Regions from separate parts of the Mus musculus genome. Here all the other regions are linked to region 1. A link is a loop called in an ENCODE intact Hi-C map of the cell type or tissue named here. Cell type or tissue: left cerebral cortex. All regions are shown on one strand. Links, peaks and the distances in the headings refer to the core of each region. The heading gives the core; the rest is flanking DNA.

Region 1 (5,792 bases), core at 429-5,428:
TATTATACTGGGAAAAATATGCAAAGCAATCTAAACACTAATGCTTGTGTATGCATTTATATAAACACATGTTGGAAATTTTGACCTGATTGTTTTACATCTTGACCTCAAATGGTTCGAGAAGCTTATGCTAAAGAAGGGCAACACTGAAATACACGAGGGAAAAAGTCCACTTTTATTTTAAGGTTTTTATATTAAGAAAAGACATGTGTTAAATGTGGGAGGAAACACATTTACTATTCTTTAAATGTGAAAAGGCCCACTCATATTTGGATGTACATTTTAAGAGGACGATGAACATAAAAGGCTTTTCTAGAGGAAAGTGAGAATTGGGGGAAAAAAGGAGTTTAAAGTTAGATCATCTCAAGAGAAGTCTGAAAAATGCAGCATTGTCTTTATCTACCTATTAATGTACCAGAGTTAATTTCAACTAATTTTGTCATGCTCCCAAGTCTTCAGTGGGTGTAAACACTATGCACAGTGGAAATTCAACAAGTGATGGTTGAGTGTTTGCTTGAATGGCTGAAGAATGAGTGAATGAAAGAATCACCAAACAAGTCAAAATCAAGGTTACAGTATCTGTTTATCATGATCTTTCTAATCATAAGGTTTCTGAACAATGAAAAAAAAGCAGCCTCAACAAACAATGAGCAACAGTCTGTATCCATCCAACAGCAGCTCCCAAGGAAGTGAAGAAGAAACTTGGGAGATGGAGCAACAAGTTAACATTTTCCAACCTCTTCAGCAAGGATACTCTTACTGTCACAATCTTAGATTTCACTGAGAGGAAAAGAATTACTATATTCCAGTTACTAATTCAAAAAGAAAAAAAAAGGATGGGTGGAACAAAATGAGGATGTGTGAAGCACTGCCATGAAAACAGAGCTCTGGGATGTTGAGGCTGAGATGACAGGAAGCCTAGGAAGGGATCGTTAGGTACACAGAATATTTGAAGGTACATTTCAAATGGGAAACCTGAGTGTCAGAATCTCACATTTTCAATAACCTTTGGATTAGCTCATAGCATTTTATATGATTCTCTGAATTTTAGGACAGAATTAAATATTTGAATGTGATAACTTGGCCAAAGTGCTGAATGAAAAGAACATGCTCACAAAGTACATCTTGTTCCCATTCGAGGTTGGGGATATTCTGCAGGCAACAGAAATGAAGTAACTATACAATAATGTTTTATTATCATTAACATTTATCAGAGCTGGTTTGACAGGGTACGTTATTCTAGAAAATGGGTATAATTGAGATAAGAATCTTTCTTTAAACTTTTATACCTAATATATTAACTGTAACCATGTCTCTAGCCAAGTTAATCAAGCAGATATATAAACTATTTAAGACATTTGAGTGGGAGAGCCAGAGTCTCTCTTTCTAGGCTCAGTCTGCCAAAAACCATTGGAGGCGTCTCTATTTCTAATATTAGATACTACAATTGGACCTCCGCCTCCTGCCTCCAGATAACTATTCAGTAGGGCTGACTCTCAGCTTATGTGAAGATATAGGAGAACAGAATTTGTGACATCCTGGAAGCTTGCCAGATTTCAGTGGGTGGGAGGACCAAGGCTAAAGGCCAAATGACAGATCCCCTAGGAGGATGCACAAAACAGACCCTCAGGCCTCTGTTGACTAAAGTGATAGTTTTTTTGATCATGGGGGTAGTTAGGAAATAATCTAGTTCAGTTTCTCTCCAAGAAAAATAATTCCAAGTTGAGGCTGGTACACTGTGAGGGGGAAAAAAATCTAAAATAAAAAGCTTAGCTGTAGTTCATTAACTTTAATTGGTTTTTGTTGCTTCTCCTCAGGTTTCCTGGATCTTTCCGCCATCTCCTCCCCCAACTCTCGGCTTTCCCTTCTTCTACCTCTCGCCTCCTCCCCCTCCAATCTGGCTTTCCCTCCTTCCTGGCAGCATTTTTAGCTTTAATTTGATAGTAAAAACTGAATCCAAAGTTACAGAATTCTTCAAATTCAACTTCTTTGGAGAAAAAGAAGTTTCAGGAAAAAAAGAATTAGCTATCTCAGCTGAGATCCTGGACATCAAAGGCCTATGTCTCCACACGTGACAGGTGTCCTGGGAGGGTTAAAGAAAATCAGTCACTCCTTAAAAGTCATTTGTACACTTAGTACCGGCATATCTCTGCCCTAGGAATAAACAGAGACACAAAACAGGTCTTCATTGTCATGAATTTTAGACTACTGGAAAACATGTAAAAACAAACAAACAAGACAATGTGTTTTTTTAAATGTCAATGCTATTAAAAAGCAAAGGGCTATGAAAATAAAGATAGTGTGATGCTTAGAGTATAGGTGAAGAGCATCTCTGAGGTCCTGCGCTCCAGAAGAATGCAGGGATATAAACATTTCAGCATTTCTTCAGGAAGGATATTTAGACAAAGGACAGCATGAACTGCATAAAGAAGGCCAAAACATGCATAGTATGATAAATAAGAGAGGCATGCAAGAACACAAGGCCAACAAAAATGAAAGAAAACAATTGCTTGAATACATTCTGTTCCCATCCTCTCCCAGGGCAGAGTTATATGCCTGCATGAGTACTGCACAAGAGTCACCAAGTCTGCCAGGCATTGAACAATTGCTGTATTGAAATTTTATGAGCAATTAAATCTGAAATGTAATGTTTTATTTTGTAAATCCTTGCTTCAAAGTACCTAACCCCTGCCCCATCATTTCAGAATTATTTTACAATCTCAAAGTACTAAATTTAGGTATAAGGTATAAAGGAAGATAGAAAACCTATCTCAGTCAAAACAGTTGAATCCTATGTACCAGTAATTATCCCACCCAAATTAAATTTAGTTATATGAATGTTCAATTCCTTCACCTCTTATTTCTACTGTATTTTATATGGCTTGGCTTAGGTTGATACATGGTCCATCTTAAACACACACACATCTATTTCAGTACAGACACACAAACGCATGAATATATGTACTAAAATAGAAGTGTGTGTATCTGTTGTGTATCTCATATTTTAAAACCGTGGAAAATATAGCCAAATGAATTTAATCATCTGCATTGTACTTTTATATTTAAAATGCTGCTTCAGAGAATGTAAAGCTATTTTAGATCCACTTCTAACTCATCAGATAGAAAGATTTAGTCTCAACCAAAGCAGAAAACAGAAAAGAATATTTATGCGTGTTTTATTTCACTGGAATATTTCCATTTTAATTAGAAAGTATACACAAATGCTAATTTCATCACTAATATGTTCCAGTCTGACCTATTCAAGCAAGTGTACCTGAAACTTACATTTAATTCTATGATTTCTAGTGTGAGAGGAAATCTAAATTGGAAAGGGAAAGAAGATTGGAGGACAACAAAATATTGCAATAATGTCTGGGTAAAATATAAATTCCTGAAAGTAAGAGAATTTAATGACATTTCTGCTATATGAGAATCAGAAAGCTGTTTTACCTTCTGGACAATAAGATGAATTGGATTCATGGTTTTAAAGACAATGTATATGTTTTAATTCAGCTATTAAACTGTTAAATAGATGAAAAGATTTTCAATAAACAGTTGAACAGTAAATCTATGCCCTTAATTCTCCTTCAGTGGTGTTGTACTGATCAGAATGGTGTTTATTTTTTCATAAAGATTAAAATTTATATTAATAAGTTGGAGATGAAGAACAAATGGAAAGAAAACAAACAATTGAAGGCTAGAAAGATAGAGTTATAAAGAAAACCTGTACCTTTGTATTCTGTGAGCATTCATATCACTTAACAAATAGTAAAACAGAACAAGAAAAATAGCATAAGCACTGAGGAGTGGCCTGCTAGGAACAGCCCCTCACAGGCTCTTTTGTCACATGCTTGGACTCCAGAGAGTGCTTTTATATGGAAGGTTGTAGGAAAGTTAGGAGGTGATATATATTGAAGGAGTCAGGCCCCTGGAGGCATGACATCAGGAGCTCTCTCTTATTCTAGATGCTTGCTCTTCTTCTTTCTCTCTGCTTCCTGTCTGAGGAAAACTAAAGAAGTTCTCCATCACATGCTATAGTTGCCATGATAATTTTCTCAAAGTCATAGGACCACTCAAACATGAACCTAACACCATAAGCCCTAGTAGATCCTTCCTCCTCTCTTAACCTCTTTATATCAGGCACTCTCAGGCCGTGAGAAGAAAGTTAACATGCTTATTCAAATCTAACAAGAAACTTGTTTCTTAGGAAATGGCTAGATCCCATTTGTGGATTCTTGATCTTACAGCACAAGCCATTGATGTTCTGTTAAGGAATTTTTCCCCTGTGCCCATATGTTCGAAGCTCTTCCCCACTTTCTCCTCTATAAGGTTCAGTGTATCTGTTTTTATTTGGAGTTCCTTGATCCACTTTGACTTGAGTTCTGTACAGAGAGATAAGAATGGATCGATTTGTATTATTCTACATGCGAACAGTCAGACAGTTGTGCCAGCACCATATGCTGAAAATACTCTCTTTTTTCCACTGGATGGTTTTAGCTCCTTTGTCAAAGGTCAAGTGACCATATGTGTGTGGGTTTATTTCTTGGTCTTCACTTCTATTCTATTGATCTATCTGCCTGTCATTGTACAAATACCATGCAGTTTGTTTTTTGTTTTTTTTTTTTTATCACAATTGCTGTGTAGTACAGGTTGAGATCTGGTACAGTGATTCCACTGAGGTTCTTTTATTGTAGAGAATAGTTTTCACTATACTAATTTTTTATTTATTCCAGATGAATTTACAAATTGCTCTTTCTAACTCTGTGAAGAATGAGATCTCATAAACTTGCAAATCTTCTGTAAGACAAAGGATACTGTCAATAAGACAAAAAAGGCAACCAACAAATTGGGAAAAGATTTTTACCGATCCTAAATCTGATAGAGAGCTATTATCCAATAAATATAAAGAACTCAGGAATTTAGAATTCAGAAACCAAATAATCCTATTAAAAATGGGGTACAAAGCTAAACAAAGAATTCTCAACTGAGGAATAATGAATGGCTGAGAAGCACCTGAAAAAAATGTTCAACATCCTTAGTCATGAGGGAAATGCAAATCAAAACAACCCTGAGATTCCACCTCACACCAGTCAGAATGGCTAAGATCAAAAACTCAGGTGACAGCAAATGCTAGTGAGGATGTAGAGAAAGAAGAACACTCCTCCATTGCTGGTCAGATTGAAAGCTGGTACAACCACTCTGGAAATGAGTTTTGAGGTTCCTCAGAAAATTGGACATAGTACTACCTGAGAACCCAGCTACACCACTCCTGAGCATATAACCAGATGATGCTCCAATACGTAATAAGGACACTTAATCCACTATATTCATAGCAGCCTTATTTATAATAGCCAGAAACAGAAAAGAACCCAGATGTATCTCAAGAGAGGAATGGATACAGAAAATGTGGTACATTTAATCAATGGAGTACTACTCAGATAGTAAAAACAATGAATTTATGAAATTCTTAGGCAAATGGATGGATTTGGAGGATATCATCTGAAGTGAGATAACCCAATCACAGAAGATCATACATGATATGCACTCCCGAATGAGTGGATATTAGCCCAGAAGCTCAGAATACCCAAGATACAATTCACAAACCACATGAAACTCAAGAAGAAGGAAGACCAAAGTGTGGATACTTCGATTCTTCTTAGGAGGGGGAACAAAATACCCATGGAAGGAGTTACAGAGACAAAATGTGGAGCAGAGACTGAAGGAATGACCATTCAGAGACTGCCCCACCTGGGGATCCATCCCATATACAACCACCAAACTCAGACTCTAGT
Region 2 (5,792 bases), core at 577-5,576, 120 kb before region 1:
CTGTGCCCCTTCCTAGAATTGGGAACAAAACACCCATGGAAGGAGTTACAGAGACAAAGTTTGGAGCTGTGACGAAAGGATGGACCATCTAGAGACTGCCATATCCAGGGATCAATCCCATAATCAGCTTCCAAACACTGACACCATTGCATGCACTAGCAAGATTTTGCTGAAAGGACCCTAATATAGCTGTCTCTTGTGAGACTATGCCAGGGCCTAGCAAACACAGAAGTGGATGCTCACAGTCAGATATTGGATGAATCACAGGGCTCCCAATGGAGGAGCTAGAGAAAGTACCCAAGGCGCTAAAGGGATCTGCAATGTTGGATGGAACAACAATATGAACTAACCAGTACCCCGGAGCTCTTGACTCTTGCTGCATATGTATCAAAAGATGGCCTAGTTGGCCATCAGTGGAAAGAGAGGCCCATTGGACTTGCAAACTTTATATACCCCAGTACAGGGGAACACCAGGGCCAACAAAATGGGAATGGGTGGGTAGGGATGTGGGGGGGAGGGTATGGGGGACTTTGGGGATAGCTTTGGAAATGTAATTGAGGAAAATACGTAATAAAAAAGTATGATAAAAAAAGATATTTAAAATTAAATCTTATATTCATGGCAAAAAAATGGTTATGTTGATGTGATTCAAACCCATGGACTATTTCTCTTCTTCTGCTTTTCATCATGAACTTCAAAACAGCATAGAACTTTCTGCAAGGCAAAAGCATGTTTTGGCAGTACCTTGGAACTCTCCCTAATCAACATATCAACTTGTTGGTGAATTACATAGCTGGAAGTTCACAGATAGCCTTTTGAATATGAGGTGTATAGCCTGCTGAATCAAAGTAACTGTCTCCGTACACACAGTTTTACAGTACAATGCAGTGAGTCTGTTTTTTGTGGAAGTGCAGCCTTGTTGTCCAATTAAAATATGTAAATTTAAAACAGAAAGGCTTAGAAATTTAAACAAAACTTTGTGGGGGGAGTGATAAAATTCAACAAAGAGCCCGAATGTTCACAAATGGGAGAATTTTAAATTTTTCAAGGATTCCTTCATTGATAAAAGTGTTCCTTTGGATTTACAGTATAACAGACTATCATTAATAGTGTCAGAGATTGGTTCTCTGCTCCATCTTTGTCCCTACACTTCTTGTAGGCAGGACAAATTTGGGATCAAAAGTTTTATGGGTGGGTTGGTATCCTTATCCCTCTACTGGGAGTCCTGTCTGGCTATAGTAGGTTGCTATTTCAGACACTGTATGCTCACAAGTGGTTGCTGACAGGAGCCTGATATAGCTGTCTCCTGAGAAGCTCTGCCAGTGCCTGACAAATACAGAAGTGGAGGCTTACAGCCATCCATTAGACTAAGCACAGGGTCCCCAATGAAGGAACCAGCAATAGTACCCAAGGAGCTGAAGGGGTCGGATCCCCATAGGAGGAACAATAATATGAACCAACCAGTACCCCCAGAGTTTCCAGGTACTAAACCCACTGCTCTAGAGTCACCCTCTTAAACTCCATGGAGACTCTTCCAACCTAGATTTCTGGCACATTCTAAAGATGCCACTCACTACCCACCCCCCAATTTCCATTTATTCTCCTAGTCCATGTCCCTCAGCTTCAGAATGGATGCAGAATATGAGATTCATTTACATAGTGGAATACTACTCAGCTGTTTAAAACAAGGACGTGATGAAATTTGCAAGCAAATGGATGGAACTTGAAAATATCATTCTGAGTGAGAAAATCCGGACCCAAAAGGACATGCATGGTATGTACTCACTTATTGTGGATATTAGCCATAAAATACAGGATATCTATGCTGTAATCCACAGACTCAAAGAAGCTAAATCACAAAGAAGGTCCAAGTAGGATGCTTGAATCTCATTCAGAAGGGGAAGTAAAATAGTTGTCATAGACAGATGGTAGAGGAATTGGGTGGGAGAGGAGATGTGGAGGTGAAAGGGGGGAATCAGGCTTCTGTGCTTTAATGTTTATTCTCATCTAGTGGTGCTGTACTAGGAACTTGTAGAATATGGAAAAGTATAGCTTACATGGAAAAATTTGGTCTCTGAGATGTAGGCATTTAGGGTTATAGGCTAGACCCAGCTCCTACTTGTGAATACTCTCAAGCCACTACAATGTCTTTGCCAGATGGACTGTGAACCAAAACAAATTCATCCTCTTTTAAGCTGATTTTGTCAAATATGTGGTCAGTGATGAAAGGGTCTCTAATATATAAATTATTATCAGATTGTTAGGGTGATAAATCTAACTGTATAACAAAGCCTTCAACGTTAATCTGTAGAAGTATGGAAAAGTTTGGAATAAGAAAGCTTATACTGTTATATGCAGAGTTTACTGGACTATCCTGGTATAATTTCTAAAGACCAGAATGGCAAATAAAGGCAGACAGGAAGTACTTGACGCAAAAGGTCTCAGAGGATCACAAGGCCTCTGTTGAACATAGAGCTAGAAACCACCAGGCTTAGCTTTCATTTGCTATGTTAACACATTGATGAAAACAACTTATGGGGGAAATGGGTTTGTTTCATCTTACAAATATCAGGTCCTAATTCATCACTTTAGAAAGTTGGGGGAGGGGTAACTTTAGGCAAGAACATAAAGAAAGAAACTGAAGCAGAAATCATGGAGGAACACTGCTGCTTCCTGGCTTGTCTCCCATGGCAGGCTCAGCTTGCTTTCTGATACAATTTAGGAGCAACTATGTAGCATCACCCACAGCAGTCTGAGAGATTAAATTAATCATAATTAAGAAAATGTCCCAGAAGGACTGGCTATAGGCCAATCTGGTAGAAGTAGTTCTTCAGTTGAGATTCCCTCTTTCCAGATGAGTCTAGTCAAGGTAAAATCTTAGCAGCACAATACCATGATACGTTCTGTAAAAGAACCTTTTGAATATTGTCTATATCTTAAAAAGTGGAGTGAAGCTGAATTTAAAGTAATGGATTAATTTGTTTGGTAAAGGAAATTTTAAGATGCTGTAACATTCAGGCCCTGGAAGAGTCAGTCAGTGCTCTCTACATTTAGTGATATTTAATGCTGAGAATTCAAAGTAGAAAATTAAGTAAAACGATGAAGCTTGAGCTCAATGAAAGCTGCAGATAAGGCACATAAAGAAAATGTGGCTGCAATTCATAAAGAGATGTCTTCTATGACAATTAAGTATCATAATCTGTGTTGAGGCCATTGGAAAGGTGCATGGGCTAGATTCTACTCATCAAAAACTCAGTGGTTGCTGGGCAGTTGGTGAAACACACCTTTAATCCCAGCACTTGGGAGGCAGAGGCAGGTGGATCTCTAAGTTCAATGCCACCCTGGTCTACAGAGTGAGTTCCAGAACAGCCTGGCCTACACAGAGAAACCCTGGCTCAAAAAACAAAAACAAAACAAAACAACTCAAGGGTGTGACAATTCAAAAACAGACAATCTTGCATTTGGTTCTAAATAAATTCCACCCCAACAGAAATACCAAGGGAAGTATGTTGCTAACTTTACCCAGGGAGTTTTCTTTCCAAGGTGTTTTGCTGTAGCCCAAGAGAATCAGGCTACATCTCTAATTCTAGCAGAATTTTGTGATGTTTTTATGATGCTTCTTTTGTAGATGTGCAGGAAGTCAGATGGTTGAGTCATGAGAATTCTAGAAGTCCACTGAGAACACGCAATGTCTCATAGGTTTGTTTGCTCTGAATGGAGCTGCTGAGTGGGTTATATAAAAAGTGATGAAGGTGAATGTTGAAATCAGAATGACCTTCTCTTTGTAAAATGGTAATTTTTAGGCTGGGTGTCTCTATCTTAAAAGTGTGACTTAACTCCAATTTAGTGGAAATACCAAGGCAAATGATGTTGTACTCCCTGTATTTGCAAGCACCTCTACTTGTCTAACATTTTATATGAGATGCAGATTGATAAAAACAAACTGACTTCTAAATATAAAAGGAGTCACTGTGCAAATTGTCAAAGAAGATTGGAGTTGAATGAAAATATTGTCACATTAAAATCATATCAATGAAATCTGGCCTGAGAACTTATCAGACACTCTGGATCAAATAAGAGTATATTACCATCTGGAGTATATGAAGAGGAAGAAATCTAAAATAATGACAGTGATCTCTGCTGACCTATATTCTGAACATTCAGTGTGTGTAACAAGAGACCAAGAGGCAGAATATTCCTGTTTATCGTGAGAATTTTAGTTCAATGTGGTCTCCACTCCTCTTTGTTCGTCTGTCTGTCTGGACCTGGTTATATACCTTTCCTCCAAGGTCCTGAATTTCTATACTTCATCTGTATCATCTTCATGGTCCTACATCTCACTTAGGTACCTTAACTCACGCTGTGACCCCACTCCTGACAGTTGGTCTCTCTGACAGCATCCTTGCAGTGGCTATCTCTAGGTCTGTCTCAGCCCTCTTCTTTGCTTCTGTTAAAGGCTCCTTGAGCCCTTTTCTTCTCCTTTGGTGTCTTTAACTCTTCCATAGCCATTCTATAATCTACATATGTACATAAATAAATGGGTAAATATACAGACAGATATAGATAAATAGAAGACAAGTGGGCCATAAGTGTAATTAAAACGATGTGATGAGTAATGTGTGATCTAGGTGTCAATTTTAGTAATTAATATTGTGATAAAATGTCTGCTCTCTGCACAGAAGAGCACAGGAGTGCTGAGCCATGGAAGAATTCAAGAGTCTCTCCTATGGCAGACCTGTTGCTGGAAGCAGGAAAGCTGAATCACCTTACCAGATTGGGAGAGTTGACCCTGTTGGTACAAGTGAGAGAGAAAGAACAAGAAAAGCTGTTTGGGGAAAAAACGGTATCCCGTGTCATACACGAGCATACAACACAGATTCTATAGGGAGATATTTTTAAAGTCAGTGCTCTCTTCATTCATTTTTATTGTTTTTTTTTTTTGTGGGGAGTTTGCAAGGTCAGAGGATGTAGAAATATGGAGGGACAGGGAGATAAGAGGAATTGGGGCACATGATGTGAACTTTGCAAAGAATTAATAAAAAGACAAAAAAAATAGAATGTTTATGCCATTGTATACTAGGGTTGCATAACTATACTTCAGTTTTTGGGGTTTTTTTTTTTTTTTTTTTTTATAAAGCCTAACAATTAATACATTGCCTGTAGTCTTTGAAAAGACTTTGAATTTTGGACTTGTGAACACCATTTGAATTATGAGGCTACATGGACTTTTGAAGTTAGTCTGAAAGCACTTCACATTCTGAAATGGACATAAGCCTATAGAGGGTGAAATATGTTTTGCATGTAAAAACCACACAGGCTCATGTTCTTAAACATTTGGTCCCCAGCTGATGGTGTTATCTTAGGCAGTTGTAGACCATTCAGGAGACAAATCCTAGCTGGAGGAAATGGGTTATTGGCCAGAGGGGTTTAAATATTATCAGCCTCCTTGTGGACTGTTTGTTCAGCACTGTTTACAAACATGTGCCACAACGTTTTCCCCACCACGTTGAACTACATTCCCATAAAACCATGAGATGAAAGAATTTTTCAATTATTTGTTCACTGCAACAAAGAAAGTAATACTGATACTAAATGACAGTAAAATATAATGTGTTGTGTTTAGCTGAGAAGACCCATGCAAATATTCTTTCATCTACTAGAATGCTTGAACAGCCACATTTAATAAATATAAAAAGGTTTCTCCATTTAAATACTTGCTTAAGTTATTAATCAAGTTGATACATTTCTTTATTTCTTCTTTGATATTAATAAAGTGCCCAAGAAATTATTAA
Region 3 (5,792 bases), core at 577-5,576, 590 kb before region 1:
CTCACCAGAGTTACCCGCATGTGTTTTTTAAACATGAAAATTCTCTTTCTATTATTCAGAGGTTTTATTAAGAAATCTGTTGACTTCAGCACTAAAAATATCTCAGATCCATTCTGACTGTTTCACAAATTGCATGAGGATTCATTTTACTGGTGCTTAAATTGCTCATGTGCTTCTAGTGAATCCAAGTAGAAATAGAAGACTGTATTTTCTGCATATACTCTATGCATATACTCTGCATATACTCTACGGATGAGACCTCTGTGGCATTTTGCATATATTACCATGTTTATCATTAATAACCATTAGGCAATCTAACAATTACTTTCCTTAAATTACAAAGAAGGAAACTGAGGCTCATGAAAGTGAGTGATGCCACCAAGAAAGACATGGAAGAAGGTTTACTGTTTGTGTGTATTTAGCATCAGCCTATCTGTCACTCCATTATTGCGCTGCTTCCCAGTGAGTTATTTAAAAGTGATTGCTTAGTTACTTTCCTCCTAAGGGATTAGCGTACAATACTGAAAAACCCATATCTGGATTAGATTCTTTATTCCTTTAAAATTATCAGGAATTTTATATGGTCAACTAAAAAGAATTACTGAGAAAGAAATCATCACTGAGAGAAACGTATATGAAGCAGTCTGGGGTTTGGAGAGGCATGCAGCTTTGGAACCGGCCATGTGCGTTTTCTCTCTCTCTCCTCATCTACTTCTCTTCCATGGGGATTTATCTCTTGTAGGTAAAGAGGGCCTGATTAACCACGATTGGAAAAATCAAATTTGGAGCCACGATCTATTCTCTCTGCCACCCATACTGAAGCATTAGCCATAAAGAAAATGACTGCATATGAAGTTCTGCGTTCATATCAATTCATGTCCTGGGCATATCTCTCCTTATGGTTTTATCAGTCTCAGGGAGTGCTTTGCCTTTTCTTATTAATTTAAATAAAATATTTTGATGATTTTCCATTCATGTGTATAAATCTTACTCTGAATATGAGGACTCTCATTTTCTAAACTTTAAGCTGGGAACTCTACTGTACTTTGTTTCCCTTTTAGGATTAGTTGCAAAGTTCTAATTGACAGAATGAAAAGCAAAAGAACCCACTGAACACCCACTACATGCTTTTTTAGAAAGGGGAAACATTCTATAAAAAACACTGAACAATGCAAGACACACACGGATGAACACGTGTCTTAATGACATTCTATGTGCAGTTCCTTCCCCAACACGTCCTTCTCACCACGCAGCACATAAGCCACAGAACACAGAGCCCTGGGAAGTCTGCTTTTAGTAGCATATATGCATTTTCAAAAATGTTTGTCAGTCCCAAAATCCTAGTATGTATTTCAAGTGGTTAGGATTTTAATATTTTTAAAGCCTGGCTGCCATTTTGTTGTAGCAACTACACAGTGTGGTTTGTATATAATTCGAGGACAAATTTTTATATCACTCTTTTCTTTTTATATGTTGTAAAAAATTAATTTATTAGAACTAATTAAGATAGGATCAACATTTTGAAGAAGCAGTTTTATTTAAAAAGCAAAACCGAACCAAACCAAATTAACAACAAAAATAAAAAAGATCACTCAAAGTGCTGTCGGGTGGCCTATGGATGATTTAAAAATCTTTCTTTAAGAGGTGGGATATGTCAGGTGGTGTCCAGTATTCCTGTATCTGAAGTGCCTATATTTCAGTGACCTATACAGGTGTAAGCTTGTATAATAAGACTTGACAATGAAGAGACATTTGCTTATAAATAACGTCTCAGGGAAGAAAATGCCTAACAATTTTTACATATGCAGCATTCATCCCATAAAAAGAATAGAAGTATCTTATCTTCTATTCTGCTAACAGGTTTCAGCAGTTTTCTGAATACTTATGAGTAGCTCAGAAATTCATATAAGTTCATGTAATTCACACAGCATCTGCTGTAAAAAAAATAGTGATAATTTACATCCAATTAAAATATCTCTCATTAGATAAAATGATTTAATAAACCAACAAATTTATATAAGAGGATAGTATTCACTGGGAATAAAATGACTCAATTTGCTATGCAAACAAAAAAATCAATGAGCAGAAAACTGGAAAAGGAACACGTCCAATGTCTTTTATATAAAATTTTAATTTGTTGACTTAAAAAGAAAAACGGTGTCCTTACTGTCTTAGAATTTATGTGAGTTATTTAAAAAAGCATGTCTATTCATTGGATGAAATTCTTATTAAATTGCTAAAAATACATTTCTGAACTCCCTGTATCTGGTACAGAAGTAGAAATTTCAGTAATGTTTGCTACATATTATCACCTTCCTGCTTTTTTAATGTTTTACAGTTGTATTGCATGGGACTGTATGCAATCTTGACATAAAAGGAAATTAAAGTTTGTAATTTCTTTTTATGCTATAAGATTCCGTTACCTTTAAAATAAGCTTAGATCTATCTGGCAGGCAATTATGCAAATGCATTCTGTAAGGGCATATACTAATGATAAACCATGAAATAAACTCAAGAAAAAAAGAGGTGTCGAGCGAAGAAAAAAGTAAGTCTTGCTATTTTTTCCTTTAAATATTTTTAGGGCTCTTCACCACTGCTGTTGGGTCATCTCTCTTAGCTGTACTCCAGAGCCTTTGTCAGTCTGGAGGAGGCAGCCATGTGTCCATGGCTGCTTATTTAGAATGGTGAAGACAGATGGCCTGGAATTGCTGGAGAAGACCTTAAAATATATTATAAAGAGGAAAGGAAAGAAAAAGAAACAATGAGAGAGGGCATAAAAAGGAGACAAATATGTGGCAAAGAAAATCACAAACACACACACACACACGCAGGCATACATTCACGGGTGAGGATAGACTTCAGAGCAGTAGGACTGGATTTAATATAATTACTTCTTTATATAGAAGCTCAAATTTCATTGTTCTTGATATTATCTCTGTTTAAGGAGTTTTGAACAGCACAGCCCCTCCTGTTTTGACAGAGCAACCTGGGTAAAGTGTGATATATATTTGCTTCTCGTGCCTCCCAAGCTTGGACTGTGAATTTTGAATTGTACAAGGTCTAGAGCTTGACTTATCTGAATCATACTGAATGAACCATACTGAAACCCATGACACCTTAACTCAATGTTTAAATACAGTTTCTCAAAATTATTTTGTCTAGCTTATCACCTTTCTTTACCCTTTTCTATAATTTTTAGGAAGATATAAAATATATCTCAGTAAAGACCTTATTGAGGGATGGTTTATGTATCTTAGTTATGGGAGAGGAAGAAAAAGATAGTAATGTGTTAGTTTGAGAATATCAGTGCATAACAGTATGTTTTCAAATTGGAAGGCTCGAGGAGATATTTCAGTAGGATAAAATGGCATGAATTGATATCCTATTATGCATTTTGTATGAACATCTTCCCATTTTCCAGCTTCACTCCATTCCTCCAGGCTTCCGAGTGTGCCAGGTAAAAGCATACTAGTGTATCCACTGCCAGCTTCTCTCCTACTTCTAAAACAAATAATAGACTTCAAATTTCTTCTTTCTGCTTCCTGAGTTGTCATGGTTATCAAATAACACCTCCAAATTCTCTCTCATTTTAACTTTTTTGATTTTTCTGCTTTATATAAACAGGCTGAACGAAGACAGAGGAAAAAATAACCATCAAGTTTGGGATTTATAAGTAGTGAAGGAAGCATTAAACATGAAATGCAAAAAGAAATGATTTCTTACCCTCAAATGTAAATTAAGGTTTTTAGCTCAAAGTATTAAGTCTAACAAAATACCTGAGTTTTATAGTGGTTCTCTTAACAAGGTCCTGGAAACAACCATACAGCCTGTTAAACTGTGTTGTGGTTAGAGATCTTCTACGAGGATCCTTGTCTTCCAATGAAACAGCAGAAAGGATGTTGGATTTCTAAAGTAAATCAAGGGACTTTTTTGGATACCAGGTCCTTTAAAAATAGAATGGTCAGAAGGTTCATAAACAGAGAACTTGAAATGCTCAATACTTTTGTCTTACAAAAACATCTGTTGCTCATATGAACATTTTGAACACTAAATGCTTCATCTTGTCCTAAGGAGGTGTGCTGGGTGGTGGCTTCCTGCGGACTTGGCTCCAAGGAGGTCAGACTAACTCCCTGCCCACTTGGCTCAGCAATATCCCAGTGGTCAGCACGTCTTGCCATAATCACATAGTGGCGCCCCAAGCCCGATTCTAAACTGTACTTTGTACCTTCTAATGAAAGCATCCCGAAATATCCTTAACCACTCAGATTCTGGAACAACCATGACCTCAGACTGGACCAGAGTTTGCTCAGCAAGAATGGCTGGTGAAAAGCTCCCTGTGTGACAGACACTCCTCCTGTCCTCACTAGTTTTTGTCACTTTACCTTTTATTATTATGAGAATGAGCTGAGAAGCCTGTGACATAGCGATCCTGGACAGAAACGTGTTACACTATCACACAACAGCACAGTTTTGATTGTGTTTGAAATACTGTCAATAAAGAACAAGGTTTCAAAACGTAATTATAAAGAACATTTCTGTTTAAATCTCCAATAATAGAACTTAAAAAAAGAAAAAAACAGCTCACTCCTTTCACTTGTTAGAAAAATATTTATTCTGTTTCATCAACAAGAGAGAGTATTATCCTGCTTTTAAACATAGCATCCCCAGCATTCCTTTTTCATCAAAGTACATCCAAGTGGCTGAGGGATACATGTGATTGAACATCACTAGAATTGTCTAGCAGTGGCCTCTGAAATTCTTATGATCATAGAACCAATGAGAAGTAGCCATTTTTTTTTCACAGAAATTTCAACTAAAATAGAAAGCTGGGGGAGGGGTAGAGAATGACATCTGAAGTTAGTGGGTATCCCTGGGTCCTTTATGTTGCCACATCTATGTGTGACAGAGTAAAGTTACTTGGTAGCATGATCCAATGTATTTGACATGCACATACAGTCTTGATTTTAGTAGTACAATAAGGAATGGAGAAGGAAAAAAAATGAATCCAAAGATTCCATAAAATTATTTTGTTATAGCAAATATTCATTTTGATTTCTCCAAAGCCTCCTTTCAAGATAATGTTCCTGATAAATGTTATGTCATACACCTTGATTAGTGAGAACATATGTTGGAATTAGCTTTCTCATATCTAACCTTTTCTTCGAGGAATAACTGAATTTGTAAAAAGGAAAGCAGCAAAGGATGTTGACATAGTTTTATTCAAATTCAAACCTTTTTAATTTTTATGATAGTGGCTTTCTTACTATAGATATACTTTGTAATGATTTTTATTTTCAGCCCCGGTTACTTTTATTATTTAAGCTACACATGTTCTCAGACATTATAGTATTAAAATATATGACTATTTAAATACTAAGACAATATTTACAAAGTCCTATTTCATGCTTTTAAACACATTTTGACAAAATAATTGTTATTATATATGTAAAAATGTATTTAAAAGCCAAAGTTCTGATTTAGTGTCTTTATAACCAACTTATACTTTATAAGAATCATAGCTTAAATCTATGTACCACTTTTTTTGAGGGGCTGCAATATTTTCTAAATATAATAAAAGGCATTTACACATAATAAGCTCACAATTACATAGTCCACTTCTTAGACACAGAACAAATAGAAGTAGAAGAAGGAGAAAAAGGATAGGAGGAGGAATAAAATAAAATCAACTTCTCCTAGGAATTCTCTGGGTCTTGGCTATTCTCTTATTTTTCTGTCCCAACTGGAAAAGAAGAAGGATCTACTAACAACCACAGCTGTGTTGAAAACAAGTG

The links. Peaks named below come from ENCODE experiments on the same cell type or tissue, not always from the same donor. Only the 100,000 strongest peaks of a DNase experiment are listed, where the experiment ranks them.
Region 2: it touches region 1 in a loop (2.2-fold over the local background); 2 of 42 quality-filtered maps call a loop at or near these places.
Region 3: a loop joins it to region 1, with 6 times the contacts of the local background. A loop is called at or near these places in 4 of 42 quality-filtered maps.

The regions. Positions count from the first base shown.
Region 1 is chr13:82,313,078-82,318,869 of GRCm38, reverse strand. No RefSeq gene overlaps it. Among named protein-coding and RNA genes, the nearest start is that of Gm24295, 270 kb to the right of the region's middle. In left cerebral cortex, for the core only: no CTCF peak of the experiment used is centred there; DNase peaks (open chromatin) are centred at 1,509, 1,874 and 2,533; H3K27ac peaks cover 3,035 bases.
Region 2 is chr13:82,434,969-82,440,760 of GRCm38, reverse strand. No RefSeq gene overlaps it. Among named protein-coding and RNA genes, the nearest start is that of Mir3961, 260 kb to the left of the region's middle. In left cerebral cortex, for the core only: no CTCF peak of the experiment used is centred there; a DNase peak (open chromatin) is centred at 3,612.
Region 3 is chr13:82,904,757-82,910,548 of GRCm38, reverse strand. No RefSeq gene overlaps it. Among named protein-coding and RNA genes, the nearest start is that of Mir3961, 210 kb to the right of the region's middle. In left cerebral cortex, for the core only: no CTCF peak of the experiment used is centred there; DNase peaks (open chromatin) are centred at 775, 1,204, 2,690 and 3,465; H3K27ac peaks cover 3,628 bases.